Regions from separate parts of the Homo sapiens genome. Here region 2 is linked to region 1. The links are chromatin loops, found by intact Hi-C in ENCODE. Cell type or tissue: heart left ventricle. All regions are shown on one strand. Each heading gives the region's core, and the rest is flanking DNA. Links, peaks and the distances in the headings are about the cores only. Region 1 holds the start of CDC14B (cell division cycle 14B). Region 2 overlaps HABP4 (hyaluronan binding protein 4).

The links. A loop is a pair of places that touch in the nucleus more often than their neighbours do. Peaks named below come from ENCODE experiments on the same cell type or tissue, not always from the same donor. Only the 100,000 strongest peaks of a DNase experiment are listed, where the experiment ranks them.
Region 2: a loop joins it to region 1, with 2.1 times the contacts of the local background. A loop is called at or near these places in 4 of 110 quality-filtered maps.

What each region holds. Positions count from the first base shown.
Region 1 is chr9:96,615,194-96,623,525 of GRCh38, reverse strand. It overlaps CDC14B (cell division cycle 14B), which reads left to right and starts at 3,683. Exons shown (of 14, transcript NM_033331.4): 1 at 3,683-4,307. The coding sequence starts at 4,148. RefSeq lists an enhancer at 4,032-4,532. In heart left ventricle, for the core only: no CTCF peak of the experiment used is centred there; DNase peaks (open chromatin) are centred at 3,625, 3,845, 4,715 and 5,533; H3K4me3 peaks cover 3,081 bases; H3K27ac peaks cover 1,719 bases.
Region 2 is chr9:96,483,403-96,491,734 of GRCh38, reverse strand. It overlaps HABP4 (hyaluronan binding protein 4), which reads right to left. Exons shown (of 8, transcript NM_014282.4): 6 at 7,102-7,273; 7 at 3,461-3,646; 8 at 399-1,753. The coding sequence ends at 1,697. It also overlaps a transcript of CDC14B not described here. Among named protein-coding and RNA genes, the nearest start is that of HABP4, 37 kb to the right of the region's middle. In heart left ventricle, for the core only: no CTCF peak of the experiment used is centred there; DNase peaks (open chromatin) are centred at 3,544 and 4,894; H3K27ac peaks cover 2,267 bases.

The sequences.
Region 1 (8,332 bases), core at 316-8,315:
GTTATTTAATTTCAGAAGCCCACCTGCAAGGCAGGATCCCTTTAGATCCTGCTCTTGTCAATGAAGAATGATGCCAGCCCCTCAGTACTCGAGCCACGTGTGGTTCTGTATCCTGGGTTTCCAAACCAAACTCATTTAGTGACCTAGGGTAACTGCCATGACCTCTCAAATGAGAATACCACGGAACAGGGCATGAGTATGAAGCCCCTAGCATGTCTAGTATTTGCTGGTAGCTCAACAAACATTCATTCCTTCCATTTTTATGGTTCTAAAAGATTTTCATCTTAAGGGGCATGAACATGGCAGACTTCAGATTAATGTTGGGATTGCCAGGATAGCCAATGAAACAAAACCAACTCTTTTTTTGTTTGTTTGTTTGTTTGAGACGGAGTCTTGCTCTGTGGCCCAGGATGGAGGGCAGTGGCGTGATCTTGGCTCACTGCAACCTCCGCTTCCCAGGTTGGAGCAATTCTCCTGCCTCAGCCTCCCAAGTAGCTGGGATTACAGGCACGTGTCACCACGCCCAGCTTATTTTTGTATTTTTAATAGAGACAGGGTTTCCCCATGTTGACCAGGCTGGTCTTGAACTCCTGACCTCAGGTGATCTGCCCGCCTCAGCCTCCCAAAGTGCGGGGATTACAGATGTGAGCCACCACGCCCGGCCAAAACCAACTCTTTTTATATATGAAAGTGAAGACTTCAGTGTGTGCCCGTTTTCCCATATGACTGCCACCTAAGCCCTCTAGTTTTATGGAAATTTAACCTCTTATGGAACGTACCATATTTATCAAATTTAACTTTTTATGAAATTAACCAACTTATGGAAATTGACTTTGTACAACTTATTTATCTTCACATAATTAAAATTGTAATTCACGGATTCTGAAACTTACATTATTTGAAATTCATATCACGTCTCTATCAACCAGTTGCTACTGATTTTAGCGTAAGATTTCACATTTTCAGAATATGCTCTATCTGGAATATACATATAAGAAAATGTTCCGCCGGGCGCGGTGGCTCATGCCTGTAATCCCAGCACTTTGGGAGGCCGAGGAGGGCGGATCACAAGGTAGGAGATCGAAACTATCCTGGCTAACACGGTGAAACCTCGTCTCTACTAAAAATACAAAAAATTAGCCGGGCGTGGTGGCAGGCGCCTGTAGTCCCAGCTACTTGGGAGGCTGAGGCAGGAGAATGGCGTGAACCCGGGAGGCGGAGCTTGCAGTGAGCCGAGATCGCGCCACTGCACTCCAGTCTGGGCGACAGAGCGAGACTTCGTCTCAAAAAAAAGAAAAGAAAAGAAAAAAAAAGAAAATGTTCCACAGTTGTTTTCATTTCAGGGTAAATTTACCTAGGAAAGATAGGAATATTTTAGAGAATCCCTCCTTTTTTTTTTTTTTTTCCTTTTCATTGTGCTGCCATAATGTTGAGAATCAACCAGACGCATCTGTTCCCTAAGCGCCACAGTTCAGGAAAAGACAAGCCAGATCCTAGAGAGTTTTGGTTCCCACCCCAGCCTGGCCACTGCCACTCATCTGGGTCCCCGTGTCCTCACTGTGAAAGGATAGCCTTGGACCAAATATTGTCTAAGGAGCTTTCAAGCTCTAAAATTCTATGATGAGTCGTCAAGCAATGAACAACAAACTAACCAGGGAAGCAAACTAAAATACATTTCCTGTGGCCAAATTCTCAGAGCCCAGGAGTCAACTTATCAAAGAGGGGGAGGAGTCAAACAGTTCAAGAGCAGTGCCACACACACAAAACAAGTATCAGCTAGGAAACAGCACTTTTCTGCCTCTATCTAAACATGACCTAAAAACAAAATATAAATAGGGTTTAAAACTTTAATGTGTATACTCAGCACACAGACTTCCTATTCACAAGAAGGGAAGATACTTTCGCGTAATTACAAAGTGTAGTCCTATACTTTGTCTGTTCCTACTATACAAAGCATAAAATTATATACTTGCAAAGTATGAAAATATTTAAATGGTATAATTATCTGTATTTATGACACTTTTTTTTTTTTTTTTCTGAGACGGAGTCTAGCTCTGTCACCCAGGCTGGAGTGCAATGGCACGATCTCGGCTCACTGCAACCTCTGCCTCCTGACATTTAAACAAATTACTCTCAAAAGATCATAATGTCATGGAGGTAGTTTCTCTGTACTTCCAGGGAGCCACACGGACCACTCTCCTGTAATATCTATTCAAAACAAGACCCACTCATTTAAAATCCCTGGTAGTCTGGGAAACTGGGTGGCTTTCCAATGCTGAGCCCCTAGGCCGGTCTGAAAGGTCTCCTCCTCCTCCTCCAGGTCAAAACAAAGGACTGTGACCCTACCGTTTCTGCTCTCTAAAACTTACTTGCGCAGCGCCGCACAGCCTCCCACGTCTCTAGCTTCTTTGCTGCCCCTACAGACAGACATGTAGATCATTTTAAATTTAAGGCCTTCACTGATTTCCTTAGGGGAAACAGAGGAAGAGTGAACAGGAGAACCAACCTTAAGAAAAAGTGCTTACAGAGTTGCTGATCTCTAGCTTCAGACACAGCCCCCCTACTTCCTTATTTAGCCGTGCTTAAGGTAAAAGCCCACAACAATAGAAGTCAAAGAGCCCCTTCCTGAGGTGCTCTATGAAAATTTGCATTTCTGAGAGGCTTCCAAGGGGACTGACTCAAATTCATCTTTCTTTTCCCCAGGCTGGCAGTTAACTGCGGAACTGCAGGATAAAACGTTCAAGTGCTGGTGAAAAATAGGGACAGCTTGCAGATGTTGTAAAATTTGGGGCCGTGAAATCTTAACACTGCCCTCCAATCTTCTCACCCTTTTAGATGCTACCATGGACGTTTGTTTAAAGGCCCTCCAAAATGACAGTTTTTGGTTAAGTTCCAGGAAGATAGGGCATTATTTTAATCCAGTAGAAAAAGAAGAGGATATGACCCTACAGTGTGCCAGATAAAGAAGTTTAAGGACAAAACTTGCCCCTTGCTTCAATACTTCATGATATAATCGGACCTGTCGACACCTCAGTATACACAGCAATGAGTGTATAAACTTACTGAATTAATGTGGGCGCTGGATTCCGAGATGAGAAACTCTGAGGTGCAAACAACCACGGTATATTGTGGTTCCACGGAAGTTTCATCGGGTCCTTAAGAAGCCCTTGCTTGGCCTGTTTGAATGCTGGGCATAGGTCGATAAATAGAGCGTAGTTGTTTAAATAGTTTTACTTAAGTTCTGAAATCAACTCTACTTTAAATCTATATAGCTGCAGGTAATGTAATCAGGCCATCCTCTTCCAAGCTGGCAGCCATGGCAAAAGTCCCTTTCTCTTGGCGCGAATTACAAGGAAATTCAAGAAATACTTTAAGATATATATATGCCAAAGACCTGGAGTTAAGTTACTAGGGTGGGGCTGTGTAAATGTTTGGTGACTCACTAAAGAAAGTTGGGATCTGGGGTGCTGGCACCTGGAGGACACAGAAGAAACAAAAGTTGGGGGGCTGGCGAAGGTCGCTAGCACACTTTATCTCTGATTGGCGGAAGCCCTCAGAGTTTTCTTTATGGCGTCACCGAGTACCTGCCTGTAGAAAGGCCCCGTCTCCGTGACGTCACGCCGCATTGGCCAATGAAAGGCCTCAGTCTGCGGGCCCCGAGGAGGGTTGTGGGCCCTTTTTTGTGAATGAAGCGCCACGGAACAGCCCTCCTGGGGTCCCCACGAGCCGCGTCCTGCTGTGCCCCGGCGCCTACGCAGCAGCGGCCGCGGCCGCGGTGGGCACGCACGGTTACCCCGGGCAGCTCCGGCCGCCAGCTGCAGCCCCGTCGCCTCGGCCGCGCCAGCCGGCTGCGGGCACCTGGGGGCGGGCTGGGGGCGCCGGCCGCGGCAGGAGGCGCTGTAGCGAGGGCTGCGGCGCCGGTCCTGCGGCGGCCGCGGGAGGCAGCGGGGCAGGCGCTGTGGGCCGGGCTCCTCCTCCGGCTCCTGCGCGACCGCCTCCCGCCGGGCTCTGCCGGCGCCCGCCGTCCCCGCAGCGCCGCTCTGCGCCCGCCGCCCCGAGCGCCCGCGCGGGGCTGGCGGGAGCCTCGGCGGGCGCGCGGGCGCGCGGGGCCATGGTCGTGGCCCCCTGACGGGCCGCGGCCGCCTCCATGAAGCGGAAAAGCGAGCGGCGGTCGAGCTGGGCCGCCGCGCCCCCCTGCTCGCGGCGCTGCTCGTCGACCTCGCCGGGTGTGAAGAAGATCCGCAGCTCCACGCAGCAAGACCCGCGCCGCCGGGACCCCCAGGACGACGTGTACCTGGACATCACCGGTGAGCCGGCCAGTGGGCGCGCGGAGGGCCCCGGACGGCCGCACCCGGCGCGGGGCCCTGGCCCACCTCCCACCGGGCTGCCCGGGGCCTCCGGGGCCGGGCCGAAATGCCTTCGCCCCCACCCCCTTAAACGCCCCGGCCGCCACACCCCCTTTAGGAGCCTGGCTCCTGAGGAGCGCCCCCCGCCCCGAGTTTCTAGCTGCGTGGGCTGCGAGCTTTAACTTTAGCTTGTGCACCCTCCTCCACCAGCAAGATGGACCGAGGGTCACCTTTCTAAGTTGCGGGCGTCAGCCCGGCGCCTCGAACCTGCAGCTCCTCCCCGCGGGCTGCTTCTGAGTTCCTGTGGATTCCGCCTTCAGGGATTGCGAGCCCGGTTGGCCCTCGCGCGAGTCACAACCTCTGAATCAGCCCCTGAGGATTCCCCGAGCGCGCTGAACGCGCCTGGCACGGGAGCTGCCCCTTTTTGGCGTTGGCCAAACCCCCGCTGCTCCGTAGCCTTGGGACCCTGGGCGCCGCGTTGCCCGTCCGGCGCGTAAGCCCGAGCCCCTCTCCTGGGCCTCCCGCGCCCTGCCCCCTAGCGCGCCCCCCGAACGCCTCCGCCTCCCGGGGTCCGCTCCCCGCCGGGGCCTCGAGAAGGAAGGTGTCACGTTGGTGGCATTCGAGCCAGCCGGCAAGACGAATGTCCGGGTTGTCACTTTTGAGAAATCCCAGCCAGCCAGAGCAGGTAGCCAAGCAGCCCTTCGATAGCTGTTCTGTTAGTGCTGATTCGACTGTTCTTGGAGACTCATAAATCCAATTTGGCAGCTGTTAGGTTTGCTGGGATTGACAGTGACGCGTGTGAAGGCATTAAATGTGATGATGTATGTGGCAACGCTGTGTAAACAGCAGAGCTGTCCACGATTTTGAGGGAATTGGCAGTCTGTTTTCAGTGGCGGGGAATGTGTCAACCTCGGTGCGTGGCGTTATTAAAAACTGTTTCCAGCCCCTAGCCTTTGATAAACCAGGTAAGCTGGAGTGGCGAGAACATTAAGTGGAAGTGTTTAGACAAACACAGACGTTTAGGAGAAATAATATTCTAGGTTCATGGACAATCTGGAAACTAAGTTCGTTTTGAAATGAAGCTGAGAGCAGAGCGGGTTTCTCGGCTTTGGTGGATGGCCCTTGGGAACCAGAGCGGGCATAGGAAGGGGTTGCCCTGAGTACCAGTCCCCGGCCGGTAGCTGCGGGGGGTGTGCGGGAGGTGAAGCCTGCTGAGACTGAGAAGCCAAGTCCCGCTAACGTTGTGCCCTTCCCAGGAGAGGGCCTCGCCGAGGACGGATGGGGCTGGGAACGGGTGGGCCTATACATAGTTTCTGCCCGTTATTGTTTATACCTCTTGAAAGGATCTGTGTTGAATGGGATTTAATTTTAGGACAAGTAATGCATTTACATGGTACAGAACTCCAATTCTAAAGGTGCACAGGAGTACGTGCAGAAAAGTTGGTCTCACAGTCTCCAAGTGTCCTTCTCTAGAGGCAACTACTCTTCCCAGTTTCTTGTGAAGCCTTCTAGAAATAGGCTGTGCATGCATACTATATATACTATATATTCTCTACCATACACGTGCGAGTAGCACACATGTTGTTTTGCACATTTTTCCGTTTTCATAGTGTTTCTTATTAGAATGATTGTTCTGAGTTGGTGCATATAAGACTGGCTTACTTGATTTTAATTACTGCTTAGGCCAATGTACATACGGTTTTATGAATAAAACCATTAACAAGTACGTATGGATTTAAATGTTTATGTAGATTTGAATGTTTTTTAACCTATTTAGACAGTCCCTGTTGATGAACATTTGGGTTTTCAATCAGAAGGTTTGTGACAGCAAAGTCATTGGAATAAATCTTTCTTCTTGATGGAGATGAAATATGTGGCTAGTCTTCGTGAGGCAGTCACCAATTAATCAACTTCAGAAAAATAGAACCAAGCAGAATACTGAGGAGGGGTGCGTTACAGGAAATAAAAATGCTATCAGAGGGCAACCCGCTCTGGTCCCCTTCCACGCTGCGGAAGCTTTGTTCTTTTGCTCTTCACAATAAATCTTGCTGCTGCTAAAAAAAAAAAAAAATCCTATCAGATTGCAAGCCCTAATAACGGAAGGGTCCAGCTTTAATGTAAGGGAGCTCCAGGGGAGTAAAGGTTATAGTCACCTTTCCCTGTGACTTCTCTAGGTGTCCCTCAGTGATAGTCTTGGCTTCCTGGAAAAATGATACTTAATCAGTCTGTTGCAGTGTGATATACAAGGCCAATTAAAGTATCTTCAGATACAGAGTTCAGATTACTTTTTATTGGGCTTTTGGGGGAAGGCTTGAGGCCTGTCCTCAGCAAGTGGCAAACTGGTCCCTTCCTTCTCAACGTGTTTTTCCCTCCATTATTGTTTTCTTAATTTAAAAAGCAGTGCATGCACACTTCTAAAAAGTCAAACATTATCAAATGAGTTTTTTTTTTTTTTTGAGACAGAGTCTCGCTCTGTTGCCCAGGCTGGTGTGCAGTGGCTCAATCTCGGCTCACTGCAACCTCTGCCTCCCGGGTTCAAGGGATTCTCCTGCCTCAGCCTCCCAAGTAGCTGGGAATACAGGCGCCCGCCACCATGCCTGGCTAATTTTTGTATTTTTAGTAGAGACAGTGTTTCACCATGTTGTCCAGGCTAGTCTCAAACTCCTGACCTTGTGATCCGCCCGCCTTGGTCTCCCAAGGTGCTGGGATTACAGGCGTGAGCCTTCACCCAGCCTATCAAATGAGTTTTATGGAGTCTTCCTCCCTTGGTAATGTTTTTCCTCCTTCAATTTTCTGTGCACATTCAAGTTTCTGGAAATTGTGCCATACCAGCAAGATTAGTTCTCTTTTTTTTTGAGACGGAGTCTTGCTCTGTTGCCCGGGTTGAGTGCGGTGGAGCTATCTCGGCTCACCACAACCTCTGCCTCCCGGGTTCAAGCAATTCTCCTGCCTCAGCTTCCTGAGTAGTTGGAACTACAGGCATACGCCACCATGCCCGGCTAATTTTTGTAATTTTAGTAGAGATGGGGTTTCACTATGTTGGCCAGGCTGGTCTGGAACTCCTGACTTCGTGATCCCCCCCAGCCTAGATCTCCCAAAGTGCTGGGGTTACAGGCGTGAGCCACCGCCCGCAGCTGATTAGTTATCTTTTGATGGCTGCATTATATGGCCAAATCATGATTTATTTAGTAGTAATAAATAGCTGGTTATTTGGGGGTTTTCCAGTCCCTATTGCAAATGGCTGCAGTAGCATCAATGTATGTGTCTGTTTATATGTGTGACTATATCTATAGAGTGTATTTCTAGAGGTGAAAACGCCAGGCCAGAGTACATATGGACTTTATCCATTCCTCAGTGGACTTTTTGGCTATTAGGAATAATGCTGCTGTGAACATTCATATACAGGTTGTTGCATGGACATGTTTTCAGTATAACACCCAGGAGTAGAATGGCAGGATCACATGGTATCTCCACGTTTAATGTTTTAAGGAACTGTCAGACTCTTTTTCCGAATGGCTACGCCGCCAGCGTTCCCACAAGCAATGCACCAATTATTCCACATCCTTGCCAGCACTTAATATTGGATTGACAAGATTCTTTCACAGTGGAGTAGGTTTGTAAAAATTAATGCATATTGTCACTTCTGTCCACCCTGCCCTTAAATACATCATTTTTTAACTTAGTCCCTTGACATTTTTATTGCAGCCTATTTAATCTGTAAATTGAATTCCCATAGATCCCAGGATACTTCGTGTGTGTGTATTTAATATAGGATGCTTAATCCCTATTTTTGTTCCTGTCATCATTTGTTATATAATCACTATTGTTTAGTATCTAGCCACCCACACCACTATACTGGGCATTTACTCTTACTAGGAGCAGACTAAGGGGTTTAACTCTCATTCCAACCCCATCCACCTCTCACGGAGCCATTCATTCACCTCTTGCCATGTGCAATGACACGGATTTTTTTACTTGAACTATAC
Region 2 (8,332 bases), core at 157-8,156, 130 kb after region 1:
AGTGCTGTGGGCTTTTCAAGTATTATTCACAACACTAAAGGAAAGTTTCTTCAAAGGGCTCTCTGGCTAATCTTCAAAGCCGCAGTTAGGCAAAATGACAGTGTGACAGCTTCAAAGCCACTGACTCATGACACAGCCCTGATGTTGTACCGGCTAGGTTCAGATTTCAGAAATCAGGGCACTTGCATCCATTGCCTTTTCCAGGAAAGGGAAGAAAACACTCAGTTGATAAACCTTAGTACTCAGATAATAAATAAGAGACCAAAAGTAGGCTATCACCCAAAGCAAACATCCTTAACTGACCCTAACGTGTATGGATTCAACTTTGATTATTCAACAAAATCATGACCGACTGCTGTGGCCTGGAGTAACCAAAGGACTGTTTTCTCTACACAAAGTCAGGAGCGAATACCAACCTTTATTTGCACTTGGGTTCCAGTTCAAAGCCACCTTAGACAGTGTGGCAAAGTGGGAAAAAGCACAGATCCTGGGACCAAGGTTCAGATTCCATCTCAAGCGAGCATATGAACTGTGTGACAACAGGCAGACAGTACCTCTGTGTCTATGAGAAAGCGGGGAGAGCAACACCCCAGCTTCTAGCAGCTCTACAGCTGCCTGGACCTGCAGGCCCTCCTAGGCCCACTTCCTCCCCAGCACAGTGTGTGTTCCCGGGCGTGTGTGGCTCTGGGTCCAGCTCTGTTCAGGGTGGGACTCCAGGTGAATTACTGAACCTCTGAGGTGTACCCCCAACCCCAAACTTTCACCAAAAGCAATAAAGAGGAACTCTAGAACTGGAGCCAGGACTAAGTGAGAAAAACTGCTTATAAGTGCTTAATAAATACTAGTTATTTACAACTTTTGCTCAAGCCGAGGGCAGAGGCCTTTGTACGCAGCTGCCGAACTCTGACTCTAGTTCTGCGGAAGAAAAGGATGCGGTATTTGCTTTTGCCATGATCCCTTTCCATTTGATTGGCAGGTTAAATAACATGGTTTTTGAAGTCACATACTTAATATTCTTCCTAAAAACCACCCAAACACTAGATGTGTGTGTGCACACACACAGAAACCACGAGGTAGTTTAAATCACCATTAAAAATCAACGCTTTCTCTGATTCTGTGTCACAGAGTGGTGGCCAGTGGCTACACAATAGCGATTTTTAAATGATTGGTTAAGTGAAAACCAGAACTCAAAATATTCCAGGAGAGAAGATAACATTTACAAGTAAACAGTAAGTGCAATTGTATTTTAATTTCTTGGTCTCCGAAAACTCAGCTGTGACTGCTTTCCATTAACAGTTCCAGCTCTATGTGTTTCCTCTAACGCTAAAGGCACAGCCCCCGGGAATCTACTGCTTCCTAAGAGTCTCCATGGAGTCTATTTTACAACCTCCTTTCCCTCCATGCTTCCGCGGAGGAGTCTATACTATCTCTATATACACATTTTAAACATTATTCTTCATTTGAAATTCCTTCAATAAAAACACAGTCACCATTCTTCATCTTCTTGGGAAATGGCCTGCTCTCGAGCCTCTGGAGAAGCCCCTCTAACAGCTCAGCCCAAAAAAGTGCAACAAATTTACATGACACGGGAAAAGCAACATCTATTGTTCTTAGAGTCTGACTCCCTTGGCCCAGCTGGAAAAGTCTCCCCACAGGTGTGCAGTGCAGCTCCGCGGTGCTGGGAAACAGGGCTCTTTCAAGACAGCGCAGGGAAATCTTCCGGGTCATCTGGGTTGGGGGCAACATCTTGCATCTAAAGAAAAAAAGAAATACTTTGAAATCCACTGCCCCTTCATCCATTCCCGATATCCCAGTGGGATAACAAGGGCCTGGCACCAACGCTGAGGGGCCTGCATTAGAGGCAGGACCCACAGTGGGAAGGGGAGAGTCACAGGTCACTGCTAACCCAGGAAAGTACAGCTCCCCCTCCCACACAGGCCTCCAGCCTCCTCGAAAAAGGAGCTGCCTCCCTTCCTACGTCCTGCAAGCTCTTACTGGGGGTTCTGCATGGGCACGTCCTTCATCGAGTAAATAGAATGGTTACTGCGTGCCGGGCACTGGAGGAGCACAGACAGTGCCTATCCTCGGGGAGCTCACGGTGCTGGAGAAACTGACCATCGAATCAGGAGCTTCACTAACACGTCCTGGGAAGGAGGGGCCACAGGAGGGCCATCCAGTGCAATTTGGTGGCACAGTGGACACCAAGGTCAGGCAAGGTTTTGTGGGAAGAGAAGGTTCTCCCTGGGATGAACCTCAATGGATGAGCAAAGGGAACAAGGACTTGGATTGGGAAACAGTGTGACCTGATGGGGGCGGGGGCGGGCCCTAAGGGCGGTTCTGAGGTGGAGGGATGCACAGGTTGTGGAGGTGGGGACAGATGCCAGTGAAGAGGTGGGTGGCACTGGATCTCAGAGTGGTTTCCCAACACACTCCCTGGAGTGCTGCAGGGGACAGAGCTCCGCTATAGGAAAGGAGTGAGGGTGTGTTTCCTATCGCAGAATAGACCCTATTTCCAACCTGGCCCCAAATATACCCCTACACCCCCCGCCCAAAAAATTGTGTTTTTGCTCCTGCTTAAGCAAAAACAAACCATAGACACTGCTTCCAGGGGCTGCTCCCTAGAGCGAGGGAACCGGGCAGCAGGAGGAGCATTGCCAAGACCAGCCACAGAGAAGGGGTCTGTGCCATGGGGCCTCGGGGCTGATTTCCAATGAATAAGTGTCCATACCACATTAGGAAGCACCTACTACATGCCAGGCACTGCGTGGCACTGCGTAAACCGGTAATGAGCAAAAGCAGCCGCTGACCGATAGCCACACCAGTGAGAATACAGCCGCACACGGAGATCAGGCTTCAATGAAAAGAAACTCCTTTGCTCCGAGACCTTGATCGGTCTAGGAGATGTGATCAAAGAAACCTGTGAGGAAGTGAGGCTGGAAGGATGAATGGAGGCCAGCAGGCAGAGGCCAGGGGTAAGGAGCGTGCTGTGTTGAGAGCTAGAATCAGGCAGCCTTGGCTGAGGACGGTGTGAGGCAGGTGAGCCGGGGAGGGGTTGAGGAAGGTCCCCTCACAAAGGGCTTGAGATCTTAGGGAGGATTCTGTCCACTCTGACAGCATCACCTGAGCCCAAGGCACACAATCAGGCCACAGTAAGCAAAACGTCAGGTGCTCCAGTTCAATCCCAAGCCTGGGGATCTTGTCTAATGCGGGTGACAGTGAGTTTCTCTCTGATCCCGGGAGTGCCTTCACAGCAGACCCTGGAAGCCAGGGCTACAGAACGGTCTCTAGGCAAGATGTCCATGATGCTACAACACCGTCCAAATGCCCCAACATCAGTCCCACACTAGCTACAGAAAGAAGTGACTGCAGAAACTCATGACCCTCTGAAATTAGACCATCCTGGGCCCAGGGCACTGTCCTTATTAACTTCTTTCGCCAAACCGTCAATACAGACACCTACCACCACTTCTGCTCTGGGTCCATAGTTCTCTGCCCTCCTGATCCTTCCCCGGCCTCCCCGGGTGCCTCCTCTGGCTCCACGCCCAGGACGAGGGAGGTTACCAAAATTAATCTCCAGCTGGGATGTGATGTCATTGGCGGGTTTCCGGAAAACATGGGAATCGTCCTCATAGTCATCTTTTACCATCTGAAACACAATTACAGCATCAAACACGCACAAGTCCACAGCCATCCCCACACTCATCTGGCTTAGTGGCTGCAGTGTGCTACACAGGAGCTAAAACACCATCAGGGGCTAGTCAGAGCCATTCTCTGGATTTGTCTCTGGCCCTGGGCTGCAGAGCTGGACAAAGGAAGACAGCACTGCTGTTCTGATTCTAAGACAGTGAGTTCTGTATGTTCTAGAGTCCCACATTCTTGCAATTACAATCTTAATCCAAACATCTTTGAACTTATTATGATTTCAAGTGGGACCAAATTTCTATCAGCTGAGCAGGTTAAGATATAAGATTTGGCATGACTAATAATAGCAAACAATATACATGTTTTATATCTAAGTGTATTTTGCTGAGATAAAAAAGTTTTCATTTCTGCTTATTTTCTGTCTTATCTGTTCACAAATGCTTTGATAAATAAGGAAATATCCCCTTCCCAGAACAGAACTTAACAGAGAAATTCCTTTCAGCATGGGTGCTGATTATAATACCATGTGCTAAAAATCACATGATTTATAATAAACAATTCTGACTCAAAATATAGAGAAACTTTATAAAAACAAGAGTATGGTTACCTGAGTGTTCTACCAACACTGCACAAAGAAGTCAAGCTGCTTTTTAAGAACTGCTTTCATTAAAATTCTATCTCTTGTGACAGCTATATTAAATAAATTAATTAAATCTGATCCAAATTTGATTTGGCTTCAACTCATAATAATGGGTATCACACACACACACACACAAAAACCCCACTTTAAGTAAAGTAAAAACCTACAGAAAGGAAGATATGTCAGTGATTTCAGATGAGAATCTCCAAAGTGCTACAACATTAAACATTCCTACAACCAGGAAATGGAGCAAAGTTTCCACGAGCATATCAACACCTTTAGGCCATATGCTCATGACAGCCTTCATGTTTAACATTTGTGTCCCCTTTGAGGTCTCAGGTTAAAATAAAGCAGAGGCTTTAGGTAGTTGGATGCTTAATGCTAAAAAGGTGAAGAAAAACAGTCCAGGAGCACTGGCATTCTGTAAAAAGATACACACAAAAAATAGTAACAGGCAAAATACTCAACCCTTGCCTTGTTTGGCACTCAGCAGGGAAGCGCTGGTAAGGTCTCCCTGGGGTCCCTGCTCTGAGTCGCCTCCCACTGCAGGAAGGGGCAGGAAGGGCCTCGGGGCAGTGGAGCAGGGAGTGGACACAGTCTAAGGCTTGGGCTCCACTTGCAGCTCCAGCTGGCCCTGGCCCAAGTGCTTTCACCGCCCAGTGCCTTACGCGAGGTTGTTACTAGGTCTGAACTTTGCTAGGTATTCTAGTGCTTCTGCCTCTTCAGGTGTCCAGAACAAAGTAAACTGATGAACCCAAGATCTGGCTTGTGTTGCTTTAAGAACAATTCCTAGCTAAAATCTTCAATCCTCCAAGATTAACAAGGACCAAGATGTGTGCTTCACTGAGACCAGGCTTGATGACTCAGCTAACCCACTTGCTTCAAATATTCTGGGAGACCTCTGGAGCCCGGGAGGACAAATCTGGTGTGGATTAAGAAAGAGCAGCTTCTATTTTTACCTAACATGTCAGCTGCATATTTCAATCCTGACAGCACATTTGTTTTAGAGAAATTTTTATTTACAATGCCTAGAACAAAAAAGAACAAAGGAAGTGGACAGGTTAAGAACCAACCCAGCTTGCTAATGGAGTTAGAAAACACCTCCCAGAGATTGCCAGGGAAATAAAGCTCCGGCCGCCTATGTCTACAAAAAGCCATTTCTTGTGGAACAGCTCAAAACTCAGTAAGGCCTCCTACAGCTTGGACTGACCAAAACAAGAGGATGGGAGAGAATCCTGTATCTTTTTTTTTGTTTTGTTTGGAGACGAAGTCTCACTTTGTTGCCCAGGCTGGAGTGCAATGGCGTGATCTCGGCTTGCTGCAACCTCTGCTTCCCGGGTTCAAGCGATTCTCCTGCCTCAGCCTCCCGAGTAGCTGGGACTACAGGCACCCGCCAACCGCCCGGCTAGTTTTTGTATTTTTAGTAGAGACAGGGTTTCACTATGTTGGCTAGGCTGGTCTCGAACTCCTGACCTCAGGTGATCCACCTGCCTTGGCCTCCCAAGAACCCTGTATCTTAAATGACACCTAATCAAAGTACTCACTCAGAAAATGAAACTAACCAAAGTGTAAATGACAACTCTACAATAGCATAACATTCCTGAGATTCCACATGAAAATCAATAACTAATACCCCACAGAGAGGAAGAACCTGCTACCTGCTCACTCCCACCTCGAAATAGTGACTGGTATCAAGCTGTAGATGGAATGATACAGATTCTAAATCCCATAATGGGAATGCTTCAGTGGACCTAGCCTTAAGTTCAGTAACAAGTCGGGGACTTGATGACCCCATGGCATCCCTATCAACATATGCTGCTAGATGTTTCCCCGAAACCTCTCCCTGCAAAACTGAAGCTTCTGAGAAGAGCTGGACGTAAGCCGTGAGCAATAAGGCCTCACAACACGGAGGAGCTCCCTGAGCAACCCCTGCAGCACGCTGGCCGCTGTGGCAGTGCCTGACCGAGCAGCCAAGCGTTCGGGGACTCATCTCCCGCCACGTCTGCAGTTAGGCAGGGGGCGCAAAGCTGCTGAACCAACATGGGAAAGGCGTCAGAAGTGCATGGAACCTCAACCACAGTTTAAAAAGTCATCAACTACTCGGCCAGGTGCAGTGGCTCACGCCTGTAATCCCAGCACTTTAGAAGGCTGAGGCTGGTGGATCACCTGAGGTCGGGAGTTCAAGACCAGCCTGACCAACATGGAAAAGCCCCGTCTCTACTAAAAATACAAAATTAGCCGGGGTGGTGGCGCATGCCTGTAATCCCAGCTACTTGGGAGGCTGAGGCACGAGAATCGCTTGAACCCGGGAGGCGGAGGTTGCGGTGAGCCAAGATCGCGCCACTGCACTCCAGCCTGGGCAACAAGAGCGAAACTCCATCTCAAAAAAAAAAAAAAGTCATCAACTACTCAGTGAAATGCTCTTATCAAGAAACAGAGTTGAAAGTAACCTACTCAGGGGACACAGAGTGTAGTTCTCCTTTGATTAACTCTGAATTGTACAAGACACAATCTGTAACTCTCCCTTGAGAAAAATGAAATACAGTTAATACACAGTATGTGTACAGTACCCGCATAGTCCCAGGGTGAGCAGAAGATGCACTGTCACTCTAACTGCTCTGTGCATCTGTCAATACCTCAAGTTTCAATTCCTTTTCTTAATGAACAATACAGTAAAATTAGGCATGCATCATCTCTGATTAGAAACAAAGACTGCCAACTACTAATGTTCCATTTTCAAGACAGAAGTGGAAAGGTACATTTCACTTCCAGTAAGGTAAAAGTAAAGATTACCTCTACATACGAAATGCAATGCTTACATCATCTCTGTATTTTGACTTGTGAATCACCACGGCTTTGGAAGGAACAGTGGATTCTGGTTTCCGGATGTTAAACTCAGGCTTTGGTCTGGTCTGTTCTTGAAGATTTTTCCACTCATCTAAAGTCATCTCTTGAACTTGGGTTTCTTCTTCTACCTCCAACTCAGGAACTCTATAAAGAGATATATAATCATAAAGAATACTTTTTGATGGTACTAAAATGTCTACTTTATAAAGAAAAAGTTATAACCATTAATTCAACATATTTTTGTGGTACTGCATTTCAAATGCAAATAAGGTAAGGAAATCTTTGACTCACAAGCTTCCATATTTCATTTTCAACATTTTATGTCATCACTGCCAACAGAAGATACTTCCTATCTGTGTTCAAATCAATCTTTGAAAAATGGGAACATCACCATCCTGATGACATTAACATCACACTTCACCACTGGCACTCCCTTCCAGACAGCATGACAGACAAAATGAGGTAATTATGGACAATGGGTTGAAATAAAATACAGGAAACCATAAACAAGTTTTAAAGCAGTGGCTCATGAATGCATACTTTTGCAAATATCCTCTTTAATGAGTTTTAAAAAGAAAACAAAAGACAGAAATATAGATTGAGAGCAAAGAATTCAGAGTCCAGAAATAAACCCTCACATTTACGGTCAACTGATTTTTTTTTTCCAACCGTGGTGCCAAAGACAATTCAATGGAGAATGAAAAGTATTTTCAACAAACGGTGCTTGGGCAACTGGATATCCACACACACCAAAAGAAAGAATGAAGTTAGACCTACCTCACACCATAAATACAAGAGCTAAAATATAAAACTCTTAGCAGAAAACCTAGGCAGAAACTTTCTTAACCCTGGACTGGGCAATGGTTTCTTCCACATGACACCAAAAAAACAAGCAACAAAAGTACATACATTGAACATCATCAGATACTTTTATACTACAAAGGACACCATCAAGAAAGTAAAAAGACAGTCCACAAAATGGGATAAAATATTTACAAATAATATATCTCACAAGGGACTTGTATCTAGAATACATAAAGAATTCTTTATGAACAGCCAAGCGTGGTGGCTCATGCCGATAGTCCTAGCTACTCAGGGGGCTGAGGTGGGAGGATCGCTTGAGGCCAGGCATCTGAGGCTGCAGTGAGCTATGATCACACGTGTGAATGGCCACTGTGTTCCACCTTGGGCAACAGAATGAGA